2 separate regions of the Mus musculus genome follow, and region 2 is linked to region 1. Evidence: chromatin loops called from intact Hi-C (ENCODE). Cell type or tissue: left cerebral cortex. All regions are shown on one strand. Links, peaks and the distances in the headings refer to the core of each region. The heading gives the core; the rest is flanking DNA.

Region 1 (11,209 bases), core at 1,364-9,363:
AGGGATGCACTGACCCCATCTGAGACAGGAGACCATGAGCCTAGAAGTTTGAGGCTAGCCTGGGCTACAATAGGGAGATTCATTCTAAAAGAGAAAAAAGTTCAGGTGGGCCTGGAGGCTGCTCCACAGAACGCCACAAAGACACAGTGTCAGGCTCCTGGCAGATACACAGGTGACATGGGCAATACCACCCCCACTATTTCCTCGGCACACACACTCCCCTGCTGAGCCCAGGACCCCGTCAGACTTCCCGTCAGGACAATGACTTATGACCAAGCACTGGCTGCTCTTCTTCCTCAGCCCTGGCCACCTGGAAGCAGCTGTATTCCTGTTGTTCAGACTAGACAGCCAGAACTCAGAGAGACTACGCAACTTTCACGAAAGCTAAGGGCAGCTACAGAAACAAACTCCATCTGCAAGGCCAAGTCTTAGGTCCCCGTGGAACTAGCTCCGGGGAAATGAAACAACCTCCCCTCTTCCTCCCACCCCTCAGTTGTCACTGCAGAGCTGTATCTCACTGTGGAGAACCTGAGTGGAGAGACTTCCCCATGGAGTTCCTTTGGGGCAGGCCCCAGAGCCTCCTCCCCCTGCTCCTGGGCCACTTCAGTGACTCTGATGGCTCCGAGAACTTAAAATTAATCACCCACTCCAAGTGCTGCCTCTAGCCCAAGAATAATCGCCTCCTAAAGCAAGCCTGGTTCCAACGCTGTGTGGCTATGGGGCTCTTTCAGCAGCGGGGCTTGTAGACAGACATCCAGAAGGGCTTCCTCCGTGAGGAGGAGAAACGTGCTAAGATCTGGAGCGGGACAGACAGACAGTGGCCTGACTGAGAAGGAGGGAGCAGCAGGTGCCAGGGGAAGGGAAAGGGCAAAGAAGCCATTGAAAAATTGACATCTTCACTTTCCCACTCCTTATAAAGGAAAAACAGAAGCACAAAAGTGCCACGGGTCACACACTCCAAGTCCTTCCCAGTCACATCGGGAAGGTGTTGGAGCATCAGGTTTCTGCAGTGCTGTCTGGGAGGCTGAGTGTCACCTTGGAGGAAAGTGTGTCTCCTTCTATGCCTGATAGACCCAGCCACACACAGCAGGGTTGGGCAAAGGAGCTCAGGGGGCCCTATGGGAGGAGCCCAAGCCATCCCCACTGTATCAGAGTCCCCGGACTGCTCATAAGGTAGCCTGAAACCTTGGGAAAGGAGAGGCAGAAACTGCACTAAGGGAGGAGTCCCTCCTGATCTGACATGACTTAGTCTATGAAGCTAGTGAGAGGGTGGAACATCAGTTCTTTCTCTTGGATGTTGCCGCATGTGCATGTGTGACATCCGTGGGCACCTGTGCCAGGGCTGTGGTGAGTGCAGCATGCAACAGGGCTATTCTCTGCAATGCAAGCTTGACTGGTCCCAGAAACAGCAGAACAGTTTTCACCCAATTCTATAAAATCTTATCACTGTGCCCCCTGGCAGCAAGTGTGCTAGGCGCTAGGGACACAGATGCTCTGGAGGGTCTGGGGCCTGACCCAGCTAAGGTCAGTGGATGACAGAGGGATCTGGGTTGAGACTTTTCCTTATGAACAGCATGACCTTCCCTGGGCTTCCCCCTCCTCACCTGTCAGTTGGGGAGGATAGTAGGGCCCACCTCACCAGGCTGGGGAAGGGTGTGCGCCTGCACAAAAGCAGAAATCTCAGTTTGAACTCCAAGGGCCACACCAGGTGGCCTGAGTGAGCAGAGAGAATGGTTCTGGACAGGGAGTCTGGACTGAAGGTCTGGCCCTCTGCTTCTGCTACCAATTTGTCACATGACTTTGGTCTCCAGAGCCTTAGTTTTCTCAGAGTTGGGATGGGGCAGTCAGAATGTGAGAACTAACCTGGTCTGGTCTGGGTGTTCCGTGCTGGGATAACTTCTAGGCCAGGCTATGCCCTGTCTCACAAGCTTGAGGTAGGAGGTTGGGGTGGGGGGACTCCAAAGTTAGGAGCATACAGGCCCCGAGAGTGTGGCTACCCTCCTCCTCTTCCCATTCCCACAGTTTCTGACCCCAGGGACAAGGCTGAGGGAGGATGTTTACAGAGCCTTAAACCTTCACTTAGAGAAGTTTGCTGGGGGCTGGGAGCAAGGGTTGAGTGGTGAGGACATAGCAGTGGCCAGGGAAGCAGAGTGGACATGGGGGAGGGGCGTGCTCCCTCACAGTCCCTTCCATGTTTAGAACTCCAAAGGTGCTGGTGTGGTCTGAGGGGGGTACCACAAGGAGTGCGTCTGCTCCTAGGGACTCAGTAATGAGGACTTGGTAAAGTGCCAAGAGCAAGGCCTTGGGGGGGGGGGGCGGCGGCAAGGGGTATACATGCCAGTGGCAGGGGCTCTGGGGTGAAGGGGCAAAGTGGTAGGACTAAGGACCTAGAGACAGAGAGAGCCCAGAAGGGTCTAGTGACCCTTCGTTCTGCTCTTTACAAGGAGGAGACAGGATAGAACAGGCTTCTGCCAGTCACTTCCCAGAGGCACAGCTGAGAGCAAGAGAGGCTCAATTCTCCACCCGTAGGAGTCCTGGAAGGTGTGGGTCCTGAGAGACCAGTTGACTGGTATGAGGGAGGTATTTCAACCATCTTCCTTCCCAAATCCTCTCTCCTAGGCTCTTCTGTGGGGACCCCACCCTTGGCCTGGGACTCTGGAAACAGGTCCTAACTGAGGCTCTTAACTGATGCCCCAAGCATGGGAACCCCACCCCACTCAAAGGGAGTGGGGGTGGGGCTACGCTAGAAATGCTACCCTAAGCACTTCTTGGCAAGAGCATGCAAGACCCTACTTCGAGAGGCTGGAAAAGTCCATATCTGGAAGTCACAGAAAACAAGAGACACTTCTGTGTAGGCTCCCTCCCCACCCCCAGTGCTAGCACCCATTCCTAGTCCTCTCACCCACACAACTGTTCAGTTATCTCTTTCCCACCCATTAGCCCATTCATGAAGAAGTCCCAAAATACAGGATTTCTACCCACTCCAATGACCTACAGATCTAATGCTCAGAAAGGCTCTCAACTAACACAGTGCCCCACAGCACTCAACAGGAAGGGCCTTCTCAGTCTCCTTGACCTCCAAGATCTACAGCCAGTTCCCTGAGATCCCTAAACATCCAGACACTGTCACACCATGTGTCTTCCCCTAGGGCTCCAATTAACGCTTCCATCCTGAGCTCCTGGAGACAAGTGTTCTGGACAGGGCTGCCCCTAGCCAGGGCATTCCTGGCATCTGGAGAGAGGCGGATGTGGGGCAAAGGTGTCATCCGATTTAGCTCCTGGTAAGAAGGGAGGCCCCTCTAAAGAAGCTACAGTAGTGGTTGGTCAGGGTTAGGCTGTTTTCATCTCTACTTGACGGCCCCAGCCTGGGGCCAAGGAACTAAGTTAGGAGCCAACTGACTTCTCTAGGCCCTGCCATGACTTGGAAAAGTCACCTCCAGGGAAGAGCCTGTGGAAAGCATAGCTGTGCCCTGTGTCTTAGCCTCCCTAGGCACATAAGGGGCTCTGGCGTATTAATGTTCAGTGGACACTGGAGCCCCTAGTCCACCAGCATTGAACTATATCACTCCACTGACAGCTACATCCAACAGACGTCCGTCCAGGTCTTTTGGGTGCACTGAGATGTGGGCTGCCCCTGATTATTCACTGGGATCCAAAGCCTGGCCTTACACCCAGCAGAGTCTCAGCCTGGGGTCTCTGCACAAAGCCACAGCTGCCACTCTAAGTATTCTAAGTGGGTCTGTAGAAAGTTCCCTTTCTTTGTTCTTCCTGGTACCATCTTCCTCTTCCCCTGAGATTCTGTACCCAACCCCCCACCCCCCGGACTCATGGGGCAGAGGTAAGAGGGCATACAAGGAGGACAAGCAGAAAGACACGGGTGGGGAAAGCCAGATAGAAGGGTGGCCAAGCAGGTGAACAGAGAGATAGACAGATGGACACACAGACATCAAAATAAGTAAGAGGATAGGCCCACAAAGCACGAAGACAGACAGACCAACAGAAAGGCTGTGGGACAGACAGGTAGAGAGATTAACAGACAAGCTAACTCACACACAAAGGGAAACTCAAGTCTTGCATAGGGACAGATTGTCAAGTGACTATCAGGTGGACAAAGCGGGCTGCCCTGGAGACCCTGGAGCAGGCAGTGGTAAGAGCAGCTCATTGTCTCTCCCAGGCACTTCTCAGCATCTCAGCACCAGGCCCAGCCCTTTAACCGATATGGCCTGGGCCTCTCATGTTCCTGGTCCGACCAGGCCTTCCCCCAAGACTGCCTTCCGAGCTGCCAAAATTCACTCTCTACATCCAAGAGGGGTCAGTGTTTTGAAAGTTGTAGGAGCCTGCTGAGAGGAGGAGGGGCCCCACAGCGGCATTGTTTCCAAACATACCCCTCTCTTCTTTCTTTTTCCCCATGCTCAGAGCCAGGCCTAGTACAGCTGGCCAGCAAGGCAGGAGAGCTGGGCCCAGCCTTCAGGGCAAGGCAGGACAGGGCAGGGCAGGCAGGGCAGCCTGCTGCCTTGGGTACTTCGAAGTTGAGGGTGCGGAGCAAGACTAAAGAAGACACGGATAAAGTTGGAAACAGCACACAGGCCTGTCAGAGCCATAGGGACCCTAGACAGCCCTGATCTGGGTACAGCCTGTCTCTGAAGAGAGAAATCTCCAAGGGGACCAGGTGGGAGCACAACATAACTACAGAGCCTGAGGGGAGAAAAATAATGTAGGGGCTAGGGTCTTCTGTGTCTGGGACACAGGGAGGGTGAGGTGAACAAAAGATAAGGAGAGTCCCACTTTAGCGGCTTCGGACTTGGTAAAGCAGAGAAGAGCAAGAAGCTGAATGACGGATCAGAGCAGTGGGGCTCTGCGATCAGGATGAAAGTAAGGAGAGCAGGCAGAAGAGGTTAGACGCCAGGGCAACAGGGGTCAAGGCTGGGAGATCAGGGGTTAGGTCAGGCTGGGAGACCGAAAAGGGGGCACAGGCCCAAGAGGGGAACTGAGTGAGGGTCTGCCCCGGGGCAATAGGATAGAGAGGTGGAGCCAGCGCGGGGTGGCGGTCCCCAAGGAGTCTGGCTCATGCGGGGTCAGAGCCGGGGCACGTCAAGGGGTGCGGGGGCTCCAACTTACATGAAGACGTGGTAGACGAAGGCCCACCCGCGGGGCCGCTCCAGCACGTTGTAGACCCAGTTCTGCAGGCGGCGGTAGCGCTTCTGCGCGGCGGAGGAGCGCTGGCCGCCGCAGGCGGAGCCCGAGCCGGAGCCCGGCCCAGGGAGGGGCGCGCCCGGCGGCAGGGGGCTGCCCAGAAGGCCGAGGCGACGCGGAGAGCCGCCCCCGCCCGCCTCGCCCTGTTCACTCTGCACGGCCGTGAGCGCCACCAACTCCGCGCGGGGGGCGTCCCCGGGCGGGGGGCCCAGGCCGAGGCGGCGCGGGGGGGCCTCGGCCATGGGCGGCGCCGGACGGGGGACCGGGGCGTTGCGGGGCGGGGGCGCGCTCGGGCGGCTCAGAGTCGCATGGCTCGAACCCCGGGCCGGCGAGGCGACCCTGGGCGCGCACGCAGGCGGCGGGGGCTAGGGACCAGGCCGGGTCCGTGCGGGGTCCGGAGGCGGTCGCTCGGAGCCTCGGGGCCGCGGGAGCCCGTACTGACCGCCCGCTTCCCCGGCGACTGGGGCGGCTCTTTCCGACTCCAACTCTCTTATTACGCGCTCCATGCCGCTCGCCTTTCCACCTGCCGCCGGCGCGCCGCTCACATGTCACCCTCCCCCGCCCCGCCCCGCCCCTCCCCCGCCCGCCCCGCGGCCGCCTTCCCAAATCGGGGAGGGAGCGAGAGAGAAGAGCACCGGGAGGGGGACCCGGGTCGGACGCGGCGGAGCAGGGCGCGCGGTCCGCCCAGTCGGTGTGTCCCGGCCCCGAGCGCGTGGCGCGGGCAGCGCGCCGGGCCCCGAGGCCGGGCGTGTACGAGTGGTGTGGCCCTGGTGGCCCGCTCTGGGGAGGGAGGTTGGGACGCCTGGTGAGTGGTTGTGGAAAGTGGAGCGTGGAGTGTGGAGTTGTGGCCGCGGTAGCTCGAGGGACACTTACATTGTAGAGTGGAGGTGTTTGTGTCCAGAGAAGTGCCTACTTGTGAGAGTTGGCTAGCCAGCCGTGGGTCTGCGTGGGTTCAGAGTGAGTGGGTGGATGGATGGATGGATGGGTGGGTGGGTGGGTGGGTGGATAGATAGATGGATGAGAGTACAGAAGAGTGTGCAGAACCGGGCAGTACAGCGCGATGGGTAATGTAAGCGAGGAGGTGTGCCCGTCGGGTCGTGCCCTCGGTTTCTAGTGCAGGGTGTTTAAAATGCGCTGAGGGCCGAGTGAAGTTGGGACAGCAGCTTCCGTTCCTCCTGCTGTTGTTACTTGAAGGGCCCGGTGCCCTACAGCTATCGAGAGATGTGTGGGGTGGTGTAGCTCACAGTTGTGCCCAGATGCGTCTCTCCTCCCGTCTTGTTGATGAAGGAGGAGACCCCAGTTGATCACCCTGAGCAGAGGGGACGCTCCCTCCCTGATTACGTACCTGCCCTCATCTCCCCACTCCATCTCCGCTCCGTGGGATTCACACCCGCCACCCCCTTCTCCCACTCTAGCCCAGAAAAGCTTGTTTAGGGCAGATAGAAGTATAGAAATAAACGTACTAGGGGCCAGTATTAGGGGAACGGACAGAGCACTCCCAAAGGCCTATAGCACCCCACCAGGACTTTCTCTAGGAGCACCCCTCTCCAGCAAAAAGTTCTCGGTGCCTGACCTCCGTCTCCGCTGTGAGCTGTCTGGCCCCTTTTCCCTCGCCCTCCTGACCGTGTACTAGGTGATGATTCGGGTTTGCTGGCCCTCCTTCCTTCTTCCCCAGCCTAAAGCGATGGCCAAACCAGACGCTCCCGCTCCCTCCGCAGGCCCTGCCCCAGGGTGAAGCGCTTCCGCAGCAAACTCTTCTTCACTCCTCGGGGAGGATCTCGGGGGACACAGCTAGCTGGAAGGGGGGGGCGGGCTGCAAGCTCGATTCTCAGCTGTCAGCAAAGGCAGCATTGATCTGCTGAGCGCCAGAGCGGGAGGGCTGGAGGGAGGGCTATGGACCGTGAGGGTGGGTAGGATTCGAAGTTCCCAAGCTACCTTTGGCAGCCTGTACCCCAACCCCTAGCGACCCTTACCCTCCTGCCCAGCTGGGATGCATTCTGGGGTCTGACCTGAATCTCTCCCACTGCTGCTGGTGCTGGGAGTGCGCAGTGCTCCTGCATAGGTCATGCCCTGACCTACTGAGAACTGAAGGTTTCTAGACTTGGGGGCGGGGGGGGGGTGCGCACTATGGTTGCAAGTGCCAGGGCTAGATATAGCTATCTTCTCCCTATAAGCTGAAGCCCGTATATCCCCCACCCCATATATGGCATTGTCTCTCCTGACTGGTAAACTGCAAGTTCTCAATCAGAGGCCCAGGGATGGGACTCAAGTCAAGAATTCAAATTACACAACGGAAAGTGGCTGCTGGGGTCTTTTGAGGCTTTGATCTTAGCTGAAACGGAACTTGAATTCAGGTTGCCCTTATCAGCACTTGGGATATCTAAAATTGGGTCTGTTCTGGGAAATCTGATCCTCCAGTTGAGTGCCACCTATGAACCCATGCTCCCCTTCTCGTGTGGGTGATTGCCAAGCTTCCCTTCTCTCTGTGAATGGAACTCCGCAGGAGAGGGTCCTCGTCATTTTTTCCAGTTCATGGCCTATATTACCCCATCCAAGGCTGGGGGAAGGTAAGAGAACTGTAGTTCCTGTTGGGATGGAAGCTAGATTTCAGAAGCACCTACAGAGGTCCCAGAGGCTATCTTTGAAGGTCAGCACCTCGTGGAGGGTCATGTGCATTGATAGTAAGAGGAGGGAGACAAGAGAGAGTTCTTCCTAGGGTGTGGTGTGTGTGTGTGTGTGTTTGTGTGTGTGTGTGTGTGTGTGTGTGTGTGTAGGAGGCAGAGGAGAGTCCAGAGAGGACAGGTGGCTACTCTTGAGTGTTACTCAGTGGCCTTCCTGTGCCCATCCGGATTCCCAGGACATGACAGAGAACGGACTTTCCCCACAGCAGGCTTTAGTGACTAAGACACTTTTCTGAGCAAACAGCTGTCTCTGGCTCCCAGGTCTAGCCTCCCTACTGGAGGGAGGTGGGGTATGCTATGGCTTTCCACACACCATTCTCTAACTCCCACATCTATGCCCTTGACTCCACCCTCTGCAACTTCCTCAACTCTGCTTCCTCAGCTCCTTGGGAACCCTGCCTAGTCTTCTGAGCTCATCCCCTGACCCATGTTTCTCCCTGGCTCTTGAGTTTCCAGGGCTGTATAAGAACAGGCCAACTCCCTGATCTGCTGTAATCCATCACTGTCTCCATCATCCATCAATGGAGCAGGTATTGATTGCGAGGAAGGGTGGGGAGGGAGAGGGTTCCCATTTGCTGAGCACCAGCTGGGGGCCAGATCCTCTCCTTTACAAAGAACAGAGTCCGGTGCTTTGTGGGAAATGGGCTGAGAGGTAGGGACACTCACCCAAGGAGAGACAACCAGGCAGGGAGCTCACGCCCTCACTGGCTTGCACTTTCCCAGAACTCCTAGGCCCTGAGTGCCAAGGAGAAGGAATTCTAAGAGATGATTCTGAGTCTCTAGCACTGGCTCCTGCCAGGGGGTAGGATGCCCAGATCTGAGAGGATCAAGGTCTAGAAGTGGCTGGCACCTTGGTTCTTGGGGGTAGCTTCATCCCTGGTATTGACTCCTGTTATGACCTCAGGTCATTTCACGGCTCGGATTCCTTGCTGGAGTGGGAGGGTTGACTGCACTCAGCAGTTTTCAGCCACTGTCAGCACCAGGAGTCCCTTTCTTCTTTCTTTCTTTCTTTTCTTTCTTTCTTTCTTTCTTTCTTTCTTTCTTTCTTTCTTTCTTTCTTTCTTTCTTTCTTTCTTTCTTTCTTTCTTTTTCTTTTAGCAGACAGAATCATAAGGTGGTAAAGAATGGTTGAGGTGAGGGGCTCCAGGCTCCTCCCACCTGCCTATTTCTTCCCTATCTCTCTGATGGTCTCCCTGTGCAGCTGCCTACATAGTCCTGGTGCTCTTGAAACTGCGACAATCCACCTGCCTGCCTCCCAGTGCTGGGATTACCAGTGTGTGCCAACACTTAATTTTCTCCTGAGTTTTCTTACAGCTGCTGGATTGCTAGAGGGCCCAAGGAGGGAGAAGCTGTCACTGGCAACGAGAGAAGGCCAATGAGCCTTCTTTAGGACAGGAATGAAGAGGACTTGGAGAATAAGTTTTATGGCCCACAGCTCCACAAAACTGCTGCTTCTTCTCTTTCAGCATCTCCCAAACATGCTGGGAGCTCAGGAGATCCATACCTGTCAGGCAGCCTCAGGCTGGGTGGAGACTTGCCCAATAGAGCATTAGGCTACAGTGTGTGAGAGTAGCCAGGGCCTGGGTCAGGGAGGGTGTTCTAGGGCACAGGGAAGAAAGAAGAAATGTGGTTAACAGCAGAGGCTCAAGAGTCTGGATAGCAGATGGGGCCTGAGCCGTGGTCCAGAGCAGAGGAGGGCTCAAGAGGGCCAGACATAGCAATGCCGGAAGGCACAGGTCAGCAGAGGCTGTACAAATAGGAGATACTTCTTACTGCTCATGTGAGAACTGGCAGAAGGTGCTCACAGGGCAATAGCAGGAAGCCATTGAGGGATGTAGAGAGGCCTTCTCTCTACTCCCTAGACAGTCCAGAACGGACAGGAGGCTTACGGACAAAAGGGATTCAAAGAACCGGAGAGAGCTAAGGAGCCCCTTCTCCCAGATCTGAGCAGACCACTCATCTGCTCCCCTAGACAAGCTTGTTTGGCCAGACAGTTCAGAGCCACAGACATGGGGAGAAGCTCAGAGAGGAGTGTGTCTGAGCTCGGTGAATGTAAACCTCCATTGATTTTAAGGCTCAAAGGCAGGGAGGGGGTCACCTAAACAAGACAAAGAAAGAGAAGGGGGTGTGGAAACGAAGGTCAAATCCATTCCTAACTCGCAGGCTCCTCCTCTGCCCATGGGAATCTTCCTTCTTCCCTAGCTGCTGGAGAGCTGGCCATGAAGATGGCCGTGGTCCTGGGCCATCTTCTGGCAGCTCCTCGGTCTCAGCAAAAGTCACTGGGGCAGTAGAGCAGTTGGAGTGTAGAGGAAGGGATGTTGAGTCACCAAGTGTCACCTGGAGGCTCGTGTTTGTCATTCCAGCTACTCAGGAGGCTGATGCTGGGAGATCACAAGTGCTGGAGTTCAAAGCAAGCTTGGGCAACTTAGTGAGACCTCATCTCCAAATAAAACACAAAACCAGGGCTGAGGATGTATTAAGCGGCAGAGCGCTTGCCTAGCAGGTACAAGGACCTGGGTTCAAACCTCAGCACAAACAGACACATCAAGCAAGCAAGCTAGCTAGCTCTCCTGGCAAAATAAACAGGGTAGGAGGCAGATCTTGAGAGTAGGAGGGACTGAAAACCATGAGTGCAAGGGAGGAGAGTTAGAAAAGGGATGGCTAATATTTGGTAGGAGGTATGAGTTCAGGGGGTCTTACAAGAGGTGAGAGGCTCAGAGACAACATGGAGAGGCACAGAGAGCAGCACTTCTAGGGCAAGCTTGATCTTAAGCTATCTCAGGCTTCTGGAGCCTTCCTGGTCTCTGACCTCAAACCTCATCAAATATCAATAGAAGCTTTTCCTTGAAATGTTAGGTGTGGGAGATAAATGCTGGACTGTTTTCAAGACAGGGTCTTGCTATGTATCTTATCTAAAGACCAAGAGAAAATGGGACAGTCTGAAAGAAGTCTGATACAGTTAAAAATCTCCAAGAAGATAAAGGATCAGCATCTATAAAACAAATCCAGAAAGACACCAAACAGACACACACAGCAGAAATGAACACAACTAATCTTGAATTTTTAAGGAACTAAGGCCATTGACATTGAAAAATAACAAACTCAATGGGCAACTTAGTAAATAAAGCTGAAGAGAGAATCAGTAGATTAGAAGTTAGAACTGGGAAAATCTACCAGATTGAGGTTCAGAATAAGGGAATTAAACATGTGAAAGAAGAGATATCACAAAACAAATGGGAATCTCCAGTATGTGTGTCATCACTCAGGAGATACTGAAAGGTGACCAAGCTTTTTCAAGAACTGAGATATGAGTTTCTAGTTTGATGATCTACAGA
Region 2 (11,209 bases), core at 1,525-9,524, 54 kb before region 1:
TCATATCTCTCAAAGTCTCGCAAATTCTCAACCCCAATTCCATCCTCCCATCTTGCACTCTCCTCCCTGAGCAGCCCTGCCCCTGACACACACACTGTTGAAGCCTTACCACCAGGTCTCTGTTTCTTTCATCGGGCACACTTTCTAACGCCTCTGAGCTTTTACATACTCTAGCTAGAAAGTCACCAACAACACCAACACCCTCATTCCCATGCTTGGCTAGACCCCACTCACCTTTCAGGGAGCTTTGTGTCTGGCAATGGTTTTGTTTGCTTTATATTTGGAGGGAGTGTATGTGAGCCTTGGCACAGGTGTGGGCATCTGAAGATGTTACTGACTTAGCTCTCCACCATGAGGATTCTGGGATTGAACTGAGGTCATCCGGCTTGTTGCAATCGCCTTTCCTGCTGAGCCTTTTTTTTTTTTTTCTTTTTTCTTTTTTTGAGATGGGAGTCTTGCTATGCAGCTCTGGCTGGAATGGAGCTCACTTTATAGACTGGGCTGGCCTCAAACTCATAGAGATCCACTGGCCTCTGCCTCCTGAGTGATCGATGCCACCACGCCTGGCCCTACTGAGCCTTTTTGATGGACCTGTGTTTTTTCTTTGTTTGTTTGTTTGAGACAGGATCTCATGTATCCCAGACTGACCTGAAAGTCACTGCATAGCTGAGGATGACTTGAAACTTCCCATCCCAAGTGCTGGTATTATAGGTATGTACCACCACACCTGATTGTCTTTGTGTGTGTGTGTGTGTGTGTGCACTTGTGTGCTTAATTGTGTATATGTGTGAGTGTGTATATATGTGTGTGTGCTTGATTGTGTGTGAGTGTGTGTATGTGTGCTTGTGTGCTTGATTGTGTGTGAGTGTGTGTGTGTGTGTGTGTGTGTGTGTGTGTGTGTGGTTGATTATTCATTTTATCTGAATTGAGAGATGACAGAAAGTATGATGGACACTGACTTATGGGCAGTGTGTATCAGTTTGATTGAATGGACCAGGATTTGGGAAGCACAGTGATGACAGACTTGCCATAAGGAAGGTGGGAAGAGGTATTCTGACTGGCTTCCAGCCATGGCACAAAAGATACTTGTGTTTCAAAGAAAATCTTAGTGAAAAGGACTCATGGCAGAGAAGGCTCTCAGTAGCCAGCCAGACAAGACGGGACAGCCCACGGTAACAGCCCACCTTTCTGCAGGTCTTCCCTGTGCTATCTCAGTATACCCATGTACGATTCAGACACAGTGGCCAGAATGCAGGCTGTGGCTCCAACACATGACTTAGCTTCACCAAGACTACTGCAGCCTGTGCCAACACATCTCACCTGTTATCAGCAGAAACATTAAAGACCTAATATATCACCCCTCCCCAGTAGGCCCCAAGTTACCTGGTGTCAGGTGGGTTCCACTGGACTCGTCCCAGCATGGAGGATCACGAATTAGCCTCACCAACAAGCATTCCAGGATTCCAGGAAGGCAAGGAGTGGCCCTCTCACCTACACTGATTCAAATCGCCCACAGTATTGATTTCTGTGGCCACTACAGTGAGTCACTTAAAACCTGATGGCTTGAAGCAACAACAGATTCTCTCACAGTTCCGGAGGGCAAAGGTCAGTTTCACCAGGTCTCGGCCAAGGTGTGGGCACTCCCCACAGAGCACAAGGGGAGAATCCAGACTTCCAGCTAATGGCTGGCAGCAGCATCCCGCTTCTGTGTCTGTCCTCAAATCACCTGCTCTTTTGTGTGTACAATCTCCCTCTGCCTCTCTCTCAAAAAGACACTAGTGGGCCTGGAGGTCTGCCTTCATGGCCGAGTGCTTGCTTGGCATATGAGGGGCCCTGGGGTTTTATTCTCAGCAGTACCACCATCTCATCAAAATGAACAAACAAACAAAATGTATTTATGATCATACCCAAGGCCTATCTCTAACAGAGGATAATTTTCTCTTGTCAGGATCCTTAATTGCAGGCTGTAATCCCAGCATCAGGGAGGCTGAGGCAAGACAACCAAGAGTTTGAGGCCTTGGGTAAGAGAGATGGCTCAGTGGGTAAAGGCACTTGCCACCAAGCCTGGTGACCTGAGTTCAAACCTCAGGCCCCACGTGGTGGAGGGAGAGACTACTGTAATTTGTCCTCTGATTTTTTGCAAGCATGCTGTGGTTGGGATGTTTGCATTTGTGTTCACACACATCAACACATGAGGGGTTTAGTTTTAAAAAGTCTTGAAGAGTTCTGAGGCCACCCTGGACTATGTAGTGAGATAGCCTCAGGAAAAATTTAATAAACAAACAAAAGCTTAATTTAATATGCACTCTCTCTCTTTTCCTTATGAGGTGACAGTCTACAGAGATTAGAAATTCCTCCTTTTGGTGGCCATTATTTAGCCTATACACCCACTTACCAAACTTTTGCATTTGGCTCCTGTAACATCGGTCCCTGCTACATTGGAAGTCTTCATCCTGAGGGCAAGAAATGAGTTTGCAACTCATTGTATCTTCTCATTGTCACATAACGATGAATGAAAGGAAGAGGTAATGTCCTGGCTGCATGGACTTGCTTCCTGTTACCGGGGGAAGCTGAGCTGCTACTTATCAGAACAGGGTAGAATCCAGGGATGCTCTAAGGCTCATCTTAACAGTCAGCCCTCTGTCCTCTGTATCTGTATCTCTGTATCTGCATCCATAGTTCCAATCACTGTGGAGACAGATGACGTGAAGGTAAGTAGATGGATGAACAGATGATAAATAGATGGCTGACTAATAAATAGATGATAGTTATATAGATTGGAAGTCTATAGATATATAGACTAGGCAGGTAACCCTGATCTAGATGATGAATGGATGGGAGGATGGATAGATAGATAGATAGATAGATAGATAGATAGATAGATAGATAGATAGATAGATAGATAGAAGATGATAGATAAATGACAGGCAGCTGGACATTTCTTTTATACTGGTCAGGTTTTGGCTTTTCTCTCATTGTTACTCTTTTTTTTTTAAGATTTATTTATTTATTTATTTATTTATTTATTTATTTATTATATGTAAGTACACTATAGCTGTCTTCAGACACTCCAGAAGAGGGAGTCAGTCCTCATTACGGATGGTTGTGAGTCACCATGTGGTTGCTGGGATTTGAACTCCAGACCTTTGGAAGAGCAGACGAGTGCTCTTACCCACTGAGCCATCTCACCAGTCCCTCATTGTTACTCTTAAACAATATGGTATAACAACTACTTCATACAGCATCTACACTGTGTTTGGGGATTGTAAGGTAGAGGTGACTTAAAGCATGCAGGAGGATGTACATCAGCTAGGTTATGTTCCTTTACAAAGAAGATGGAGTTTCCACAGTTTTAGTCTCTTTTGTGGACCCTGCAGCCAATTCTCCATGGACAACAATAAAAGTTAATGAAGAGCTATAACACCCCAAACCATACAGGAGTGCTAAGGACTTAGAGCCATTAGAGATCATTTAAGTCACTAAACCATGTAGAGAACCCTAACCAGGGGCTGGAGAAGATGGCTTAGCGAGAGGTTAAGATTACTACTGCTCTCGCAGAGGACCTGGTTCCCAGCACCCACACAGTGGCTTACACACATCTGTGACTCCAGGTCCAGAGGATCTGACACCCTCTGCTGGCCTCTGCAGGCCCTGGGAATGTATATGGGGCACACGTGCTCACAGAGGCCAAATAGCCATCCACAGGAAATAAAAACAAAAACAACCCAAAAACCCCATCAAACTATAGCCAGCTGAGGGGCTGGCAGAGGACAAGGGTGGGGCAGGGAGGGATCTGGTCCTGGGGTCATGAGAGTGAGAGAGCTGTCCCTGTCCCTCATCGGCTACAAGTCTTGGGAGAGCGGGCACTGCACCTTCACTGTGCAGCAGGGAAGAGCTGGCTCTCTCTCTCTCTCTCTCTCTCTCTCTCTCTCTCTCTCTCTCTCTGTGTGTGTGTGTGTGTGTGTGTGTGTGTGTGTGTGTGTTGGAGGTGGGGGGATGCCAGTGAGGCTGCCCTGAGGGTGTGAGAGTGGAAGAGCCGGCAGGCTGACCAGCTCAGATTTCTCTCAGGCCCACACCCAGGGTTTTGAATTGTCCCACCCCAACATCTACCCTATCAATGAACTGCTGAAGTGCATAAAGGGGCCAGTCCTACGGATCCAAAACTACAGGGTCTCCATGACACAGAGCAACAAGAGGATGTCCAAAAGGAATCCCAGTGAGGTTCCAGGGTTGATAGAATAGCAGAAGCCAGAGACCTCTTACCAGACCAAAGTCTTGCAATGAGCATTTGCAAGCAAGGACCTGTGGACAAAAGGGAAGGACACACTGTGACACAGTACAGCTTCCACAAGGAGATTTTTCTCTCTGTTGGGGGGAGATTGCAAGGGGGAGGGTGGGTATGAAGGGGGGAGGGTGTGTGGGATTGGGGTACATGATGTAAAGTTCACAAAGAACCAATGAAAAGGTTTTTTTAAGTGGGGGTGGGTAAGGAGAAATATCATACATCAGCTATAGTATATTTTGCATAAAGAAACATGTATTTCTGAAAGACCAGTTACCACACCCAAAAAAAATGTTCTCTTCATTGTTTGGGTTGTTGTAGCATGAATTTTTTCTTTTTGGTTTTGGCATTTCAAAAGCATTAATTTTTTTCCTGCTTCCCTCTCTCTATTTTATGAACTAAAGTTCCCTTTAAAAGCCACATCTGTGTTGAAGATTCTGCAGAGTGATTGACTAGGACTCTGATTGGACAGATTGGAATGCTGCAGATCAAGAGCCACAATTATACTGTGCTATCTTTAGTCTCCTTAATCGCCATTTATTACTGTTAGGGTTTGAATGTAAATGACCAGCACAGGCTTGTGTGCTTGGGTACTTGGTCCAGAAGGTGGCGCTGTTTCGGGAGGCCGTGAAGCTTTCTGGACTTGGAGTCTAGTTGGCAGAGACACAAGGCCTTGGAAGCAGAGCTTGAGGTATAAGCTGTATAAGTTATAAGACCTCCCGAAGCCACGTGCTCCCGAAGCCACGTGCTCCTGAAGACACGTGAACGCCACCAAACCTTCCCCACCAGGATAGACTACATGTGTGGCACCATGACCCAAGATAAATTCTCCTCTTTTAAAGTTGTTCTGTCAGGTGCCATTAAAAGGCTGAGAACAATAACAAATACAGGTGCTGCCCTCTGGGATGGGGATGTAATTCCACTGGCAGAATGCTTATTAGGCATACGTGAGATTATTAGTTGGATTATTAGTACTTTATAAATTGAGTATAGTGGTGCATCCTTGGAAGTGGTGGTAGGAGGATCAGAAAGGTCTATGTCAGTCTTAGCCACTGGTTTTCAACCTGTGGGCCATGTGTGACCCCTTTGGGGGCCACATATCAGATATTTAAATAACAGTTCATAAACATTAGCAAAATTAGTTATGAAGTAGCAACGAAATAATGTTATAAGGTTGAGAGTTGCCATAACATGAGGAACTGTATTAAAGGGTCACAGAACTAGGAAGGTTGAGAACCACTGTTCTCAGCTATGAGTTTTAGACCAAGCTGGGATACATGAAACCCTGGGGACAGGAGCGGGGAGGGGAGGGGGCAAGGAAGAAAGGGGAGAGGGAGAGGGCAGGGCAGAGAAGAGGGGGAACGGGGAGAGAGAATGTGGAGAGAGGGAGAGGGCAAGGAGAGGGAGCAGGAGGAAAGAGGGGGAGAGAGATTGAGAGAGAAAGTAGGAAGAAGAAAAAGAAAATTGTAATTGGTAAAAGTTTTGGAAACTATCACCTCTAAGGTCTGGCTTCCACCAACACAAAAGTTAAGAATGTTATCAGATCAGCTCAAACCTGAAACGTGTACAAAGATGTCCGCACTTTGCTGTATCCCATCCACCTACACTGTCCCCAGCAACAGATTTAGTAAAGGCTTTGATTTATGACTGTCTTTTGGTCCATGCCTATAAAAGCTCATGCTTCCACAATAAAGATGTCATTCAGGGCAACCTGAATTCATGTCCCTGAGCGATGGTCACTCAAACCTGGCTCAGAATAAGTCCCTTTTCCCTTTGGAGCAAGAGCGATACTTTTGCAGACAATCTTGTCTGCAGAAAACTGTAGTGTGAGGTTAATGTTTGGTTGTACGCAGGATGGCCACTGAGTCGGAAGAATAGTTAACACAACCCAATAAGGGTTGGCTGGCTAGTTCCTGGGTGTGGATGCTTTTGTTGGAGACCTGAGAGCTGGAGAGATAATGGCTCAATCGTTAACAGTGCACTCACTGCTCTTCCAAAGGACCCGAGATCAGTCCCTGGCACCCATGTCTGTTGGCTCACAACCACCTGTAGTGCCAGCTCTGGGAGAGCAAGGGGGATCTAAAGTCTCTACTCTCTGAGGGACATTCACATGCACATACCCACACAGAGACATGCAAGTACACATCATTCAAATATTACAAATAAAAGGTTTTTAAAGGCTGTGGGACTTTGTGTTTCCCCCCTTTACAGGGAGAGAGTGATAAGGACCTTGTTTGTATGAAGCATAGCTTTGTTTTACGTGGTGGGAGACACTGTCATTACATGGATGTCCCATATGTGTGGGTTGATGTGTATGGCTGTTGACTGTTCAGGGGGTCTGTGGTCATCAGTAGATTCCAGAATGTCTGTAATGCTCTTCCAAACTCCCCTTCCCATCTGGGTCTGCAAGGCTGTGTGGGTGGCGACATCTGGTGTGCACACCTAGGTAGGTCTCATGAATCCCCACCAGATCTCCCTCCCTTCCACCCTTTTTCCCTCCCTCCCTCCCTCCCTCTCTCTCCCCCACTTCACACACCTCTCTCCCTCTGTTTGTGCTAAGGACTGAACCAGGACTTTGCACATGCCCAGCAAGAGCTCTGCCACCACGGGGCCACAACCCCAGCACCACTCTTAGGCGTTTTTGATGGTCCCGATGGCTTCCTGCATTCTTGCAGTTCCAGGAAGGACTGCTGTGTTCAGCAACTTTCTCTGGATTACCTTGGATTTTCTGTTCTTTTGTGTCTCTTGCAACACTGTGGCCCACTCCCCACTGTAAATCCTCTTTGTTTTGTTGCAATACCCACTCTGGGTCTGGTGTGCATTTAGAGGAAACATTCCATTTCTCCAGTCATCTGGGTTATACCGACAGTAAGAGATTGGCGGGTATAGACCCAGAGGAAGCCCTCTGGGTGGTAAGATCACTTGGCAGGATCCATAAATGTCAGGGTGTTGTTTCCCAAGTGGCTCAAATTTAAATGAGACCTTTGCTTATGTGAAGAAGGGTAAGGACAAATGACTTTCCTACCACTGAGCCTTTTTGGAGAATCACTGAAATGTTAACACCTTTTAATTCCTGTTCTGTCCCATCGCATGGCTAAGGAGCCCTAGGTGTCCAGCCCAAACCTCCCTAGGAGTTGGGGCTAATGCTGGAAGTGAAAAGCTTCCAAGCTCTTCTATGCTTCCAGAGCCAACAAAACAAAAGACAGTGCTGGGAGTGGTGGTGACTGTGTGTATGATCACGATCACGGCGTGTTTGAGGCCAGGCTGAGCTAGACAGCAATACCCTGTCTAAAAAAATACAAGGCTGGGTGTGCCGGCTGTGTTCTATGCTAAATGTATAGTCACATTCTTTTTTTCTCATTACCAGTGTTTCTGTGTGTAAATGAACAAAACGAATTGTCAACTGGTAGAAGTTAAAAAGGAAAACCTATCGGCCATAAGGCTGAGATCAGGACCGTCTTGAGTTCAAGGCCAGCTATAGGGCTATGGGCAGAGACTGGCTCAAAAACAAACAAAAAGCAAATGACCCCCCTCCCTCCACAAACAAAAAGTCCCCTATCATTGTTTCTGGTTTCCTCACAGGATGAACCACCAGGAAAGTGGTATCCATTTTTCACTGGTCCTCACAAGAGATCAATCAGCCTGTGAGGTGGGTGGAGCAGACAAGGAGTTAGCATGTGTTTGATCAACTATATTTACCTGTAGGTGAAGCCAAATCTATCCCTTAGATGCTTTAATTATCTGGGACAACGTGCCTCTTCTTTTTCCTTGAGTCATATGGAGCTGGGCTTTTATGGTTTACAATAAACCCAAATTTCACTTTCACCATCAAACCAGGAGCCTCAGCCTTCAGGCACCGAGCACAACCAAGACCAATCACTTCCTACTGAAAACTTTAATGAAACCAATAAGTTAATAAGTTAACAAAGTGAGGTACTTGCATATCTGAGAACCGGGTTGGTGGGGGAACCTCAATCGTGGAAGGAGGGAGGGCCTCTTCCCATGTCTCCTTTGGTCACAGGATAATCTTAGTCTCCAGACCCTCTGTACAGCTCCATCTCTGAGGGGGTGGAGTGGCTCACCAGGGGGCAATACAATGCAAGTGAAGTGAGCCAGGATGGGCTCCATCCAGGGCCTGATGGTACATGCAGATGGTAGGACAGAGATTGGGCACCATAGGGCTGAGCAGGATTCAACCCAAGCCCTGGCACTGGTACATGCAGGTCCCAGTATGAGATGCAGACAGTTCGGCCTCAGCCCCTTGTTCCCAAGTCTCCCCCGGAGTATTGTCGTTGGAACCCCACCCCTCACTCTCTTGCCACCTGCATTAGCTTAGCAGGAAAGGAGCAAAGGGGTAGGGCTCTAAAACTGAGGATGGGGCCCGCAGTGTTTGGGTGTTTGTGCCAATATGCAGCGCTGCCAATTGAAGTGAGAAAGTGGGGCAGAGACCGGTGCCGGTGAGAGCCAGGTGCAGTTGCTATAGCACTGGATACACGTGTCCTCGCTGAGACTAGGAAGAGGATGTGCCTGGATTCTCTCCAGGTGTGCAAGGCCCCAAGGCCTAGGCCTGAGTTACACTATGGGGACACCAACATAGTCCTTAGGGCAACCAGAGGACTATTGGACCTTTTGTGAGGAGGGGAGCAAGTCAAACTCTGAGGTGGGGCCTGGGGAGACACGTGGATGCTCTAAACCCTCCTCTCCTGCCCAGGAAAGATCCAGTGGCTTTGTGCTCACGCCTTCAAGTGTGTGGCATCGTGTGCATCGGTGTGTGCGGCATTCTGCTGGAGAAATAAAAGGACCATGCTTGTGGTTCCTGGTGGTGGGCCACTGTCTGGTAGGTTTAGGGGAAATACAGGAACTTGTGCTGTCAAAACTGTTGGAGGGCCAATGGGAATGGATATCCAGCAGTAAGAGCGAGCCCCTGGGGTGACACCTACAAAGGGACAGAAAGGCCCAGGTCTTGCCCTTTGGAGAGGACAGAGAGGTTTAGGCCCCATGCTGGGTGAGGATGGATGTTAAGCCAAAGAATGGAGGTGGAGTATGGCCAAGCAGCCTGAGACCAGCTACTGCTGGGGCCCATCTCCCAGTAAGGGAGGGGCAGAGGAACCCCATGGGGGTCCCTAAAGTTGCATATTTAACATAGTTTGCATATATGATGCCCATCTACCTTATGGCAGAGTCCTGTGCTTTATGGGCACCTGTGGGGGCACCTTGGGCCCATCCCCGGGTGGGGCCGGGCTTGGCAGGAGGACTTCCCTGCTCTACCTGGAAGGGCGGGCCTGGAGACCTCACCTTGCATAGCTAGAAGCTGGGTCAGGGACCAGGGCCCCAGTGCTCTGCTCCCATTCCCAGGGCAGAGCCCCTGCCAGGCGGGCCACATTGAGCCTTGATGGAGCGGACAGGGTCTGGGAGCGCCCAGTGGCCTCCGGTCAGCCATTGCTGTGGCCTGGCATTTCATGCTCCTGGGGCGCTGGTACCTGGCTGGCATTGGGTATCTCGCCCACCCAGACAGCTCAATACTGCGTATGGCCTCTCTCCCTGCCAGGGAGCGAGTTCAAGTAAGAGAGGAGTCCAGAGGCCCCGGGGTGAATCCGAGGGGCAATCCGAAGGCTGCCCCGCCCCTGAGAAGCCCTTCAGTCCATGTTGGTGCTGACTGAGCGAGAGATGCTGAGCGTCTGTGCGGAGACAGAGATGTCCTCGTGGTCTACAGGGCTGTGGTAGTCCGAGGTGATGTCGGGGTCGAAGAGCGGCACTTGCACAGTGCCCAGGCTGGCCGAGGTGCCAGAGCGGAGGCAGCGCGAGTAGAAGCCCAGCAGCAGATCCAACTTATGTTCGATGGACTGCACCTGGTGGGCGGAGCGGGACGAGGCTGAGAGGTGATGCTGGACCCCAAGAACCGGTCACCCCTAAGGAAGACAGTTGGCCTGGGCGGGGCGGGGCTAGATATCGGGGACGGGGCGGGACTAGATATGGGGACGAGACGGGGCTAGATATCGGGGGCGGGGCTTGGAAATCTTAGGACTACTAGGTAGGAGGCGTGGTTAGGAGGGCTTACCTGTGAGATCCTTCAGGAATGATTGTGAATGGGCTTTCTGGGAGCCGAGTTTGTTTGTAGGGTGGGGCTTGGCGGAGCAGAACTCAGCACGTGGGCCCTATTAGGCCAAGGTTCTGCACTATGGCAGTGCTGAACCTTTGACAGCTATTTCAGGCATCTGGTAGAAGCCCTTTCTACACTCACCTGCTTTTCCACCTTGACTACGCGCCCCATCATGCTGATTTCATCCACTGCCTCCGTGTCTGAAGGACCCTTATCGCCCTTCTCCCGAGTCTTGCGGTCCCCAGGGCCCCGACCCACAATTTGGTCCACCCTGTGGGGGAAAGCAACCATCAGAAAGACTGAGTTACACTGCACCTCCCTTCCACGAGAACCCTAGATTGACTGCTGACCAGGAAGACAGACTGCACTGATGGGAAGAGGCCACTTTCCTGCCCAAGGGAGGTGAACCTGGAAGACACCAGCCTCTGCTTTGAAAGTTCTCCAAATAACAAGCAGAGCCTCCGAGGTGGGAAAACGGGCTGGGGAGGGAAATGTTAGAAGGTGGACAAGGCCAGAGATGACCCCACCTTATTCTGCTCTCTGCCTGCAGTCCTCTGCCTGCAGTCCTCTGCCTGCAGCCCGGTTTCCTTCCCCCACAAAGCCACTGTAGTCAGACTTTCCCTCTCCCAACCGAACATCATGTTGCTAAATCCAGTGATCAACTCAGTCTTTATTTACTCGACCTAAGCGCAGCAGAAGTCACATCCGATCACTCCTTCCCACAATACTTGTTCTTTTTTTCCCTTTTAGACAGGATCTCTTGTAATCCAGCTCTCTACACAGCCAAGTTGAACTCCTCCGGCCTCTAACGGCACCCCTATCCAATC

The links. Hi-C counts contacts between places; a loop is a spot of excess contacts. Peaks named below come from ENCODE experiments on the same cell type or tissue, not always from the same donor. Only the 100,000 strongest peaks of a DNase experiment are listed, where the experiment ranks them.
Region 2: it touches region 1 in a loop (2.7-fold over the local background); 18 of 42 quality-filtered maps call a loop at or near these places.

What each region holds. Positions count from the first base shown.
Region 1 is chr4:120,741,742-120,752,950 of GRCm38, forward strand. It overlaps Kcnq4 (potassium voltage-gated channel, subfamily Q, member 4), which reads right to left and starts at 5,658. Exons shown (of 14, transcript NM_001081142.3): 1 at 5,119-5,658. The coding sequence starts at 5,435. In left cerebral cortex, for the core only: no CTCF peak of the experiment used is centred there; DNase peaks (open chromatin) are centred at 5,123 and 5,951; H3K4me3 peaks cover 1,388 bases; H3K27ac peaks cover 257 bases.
Region 2 is chr4:120,687,976-120,699,184 of GRCm38, forward strand. It overlaps Kcnq4 (potassium voltage-gated channel, subfamily Q, member 4), which reads right to left. Exons shown (of 14, transcript NM_001081142.3): 13 at 10,524-10,653; 14 at 8,163-10,131. The coding sequence ends at 9,919. Among named protein-coding and RNA genes, the nearest start is that of Cited4, 27 kb to the left of the region's middle. In left cerebral cortex, for the core only: a CTCF peak has its summit at 4,880 (motif pointing right); a DNase peak (open chromatin) is centred at 4,896.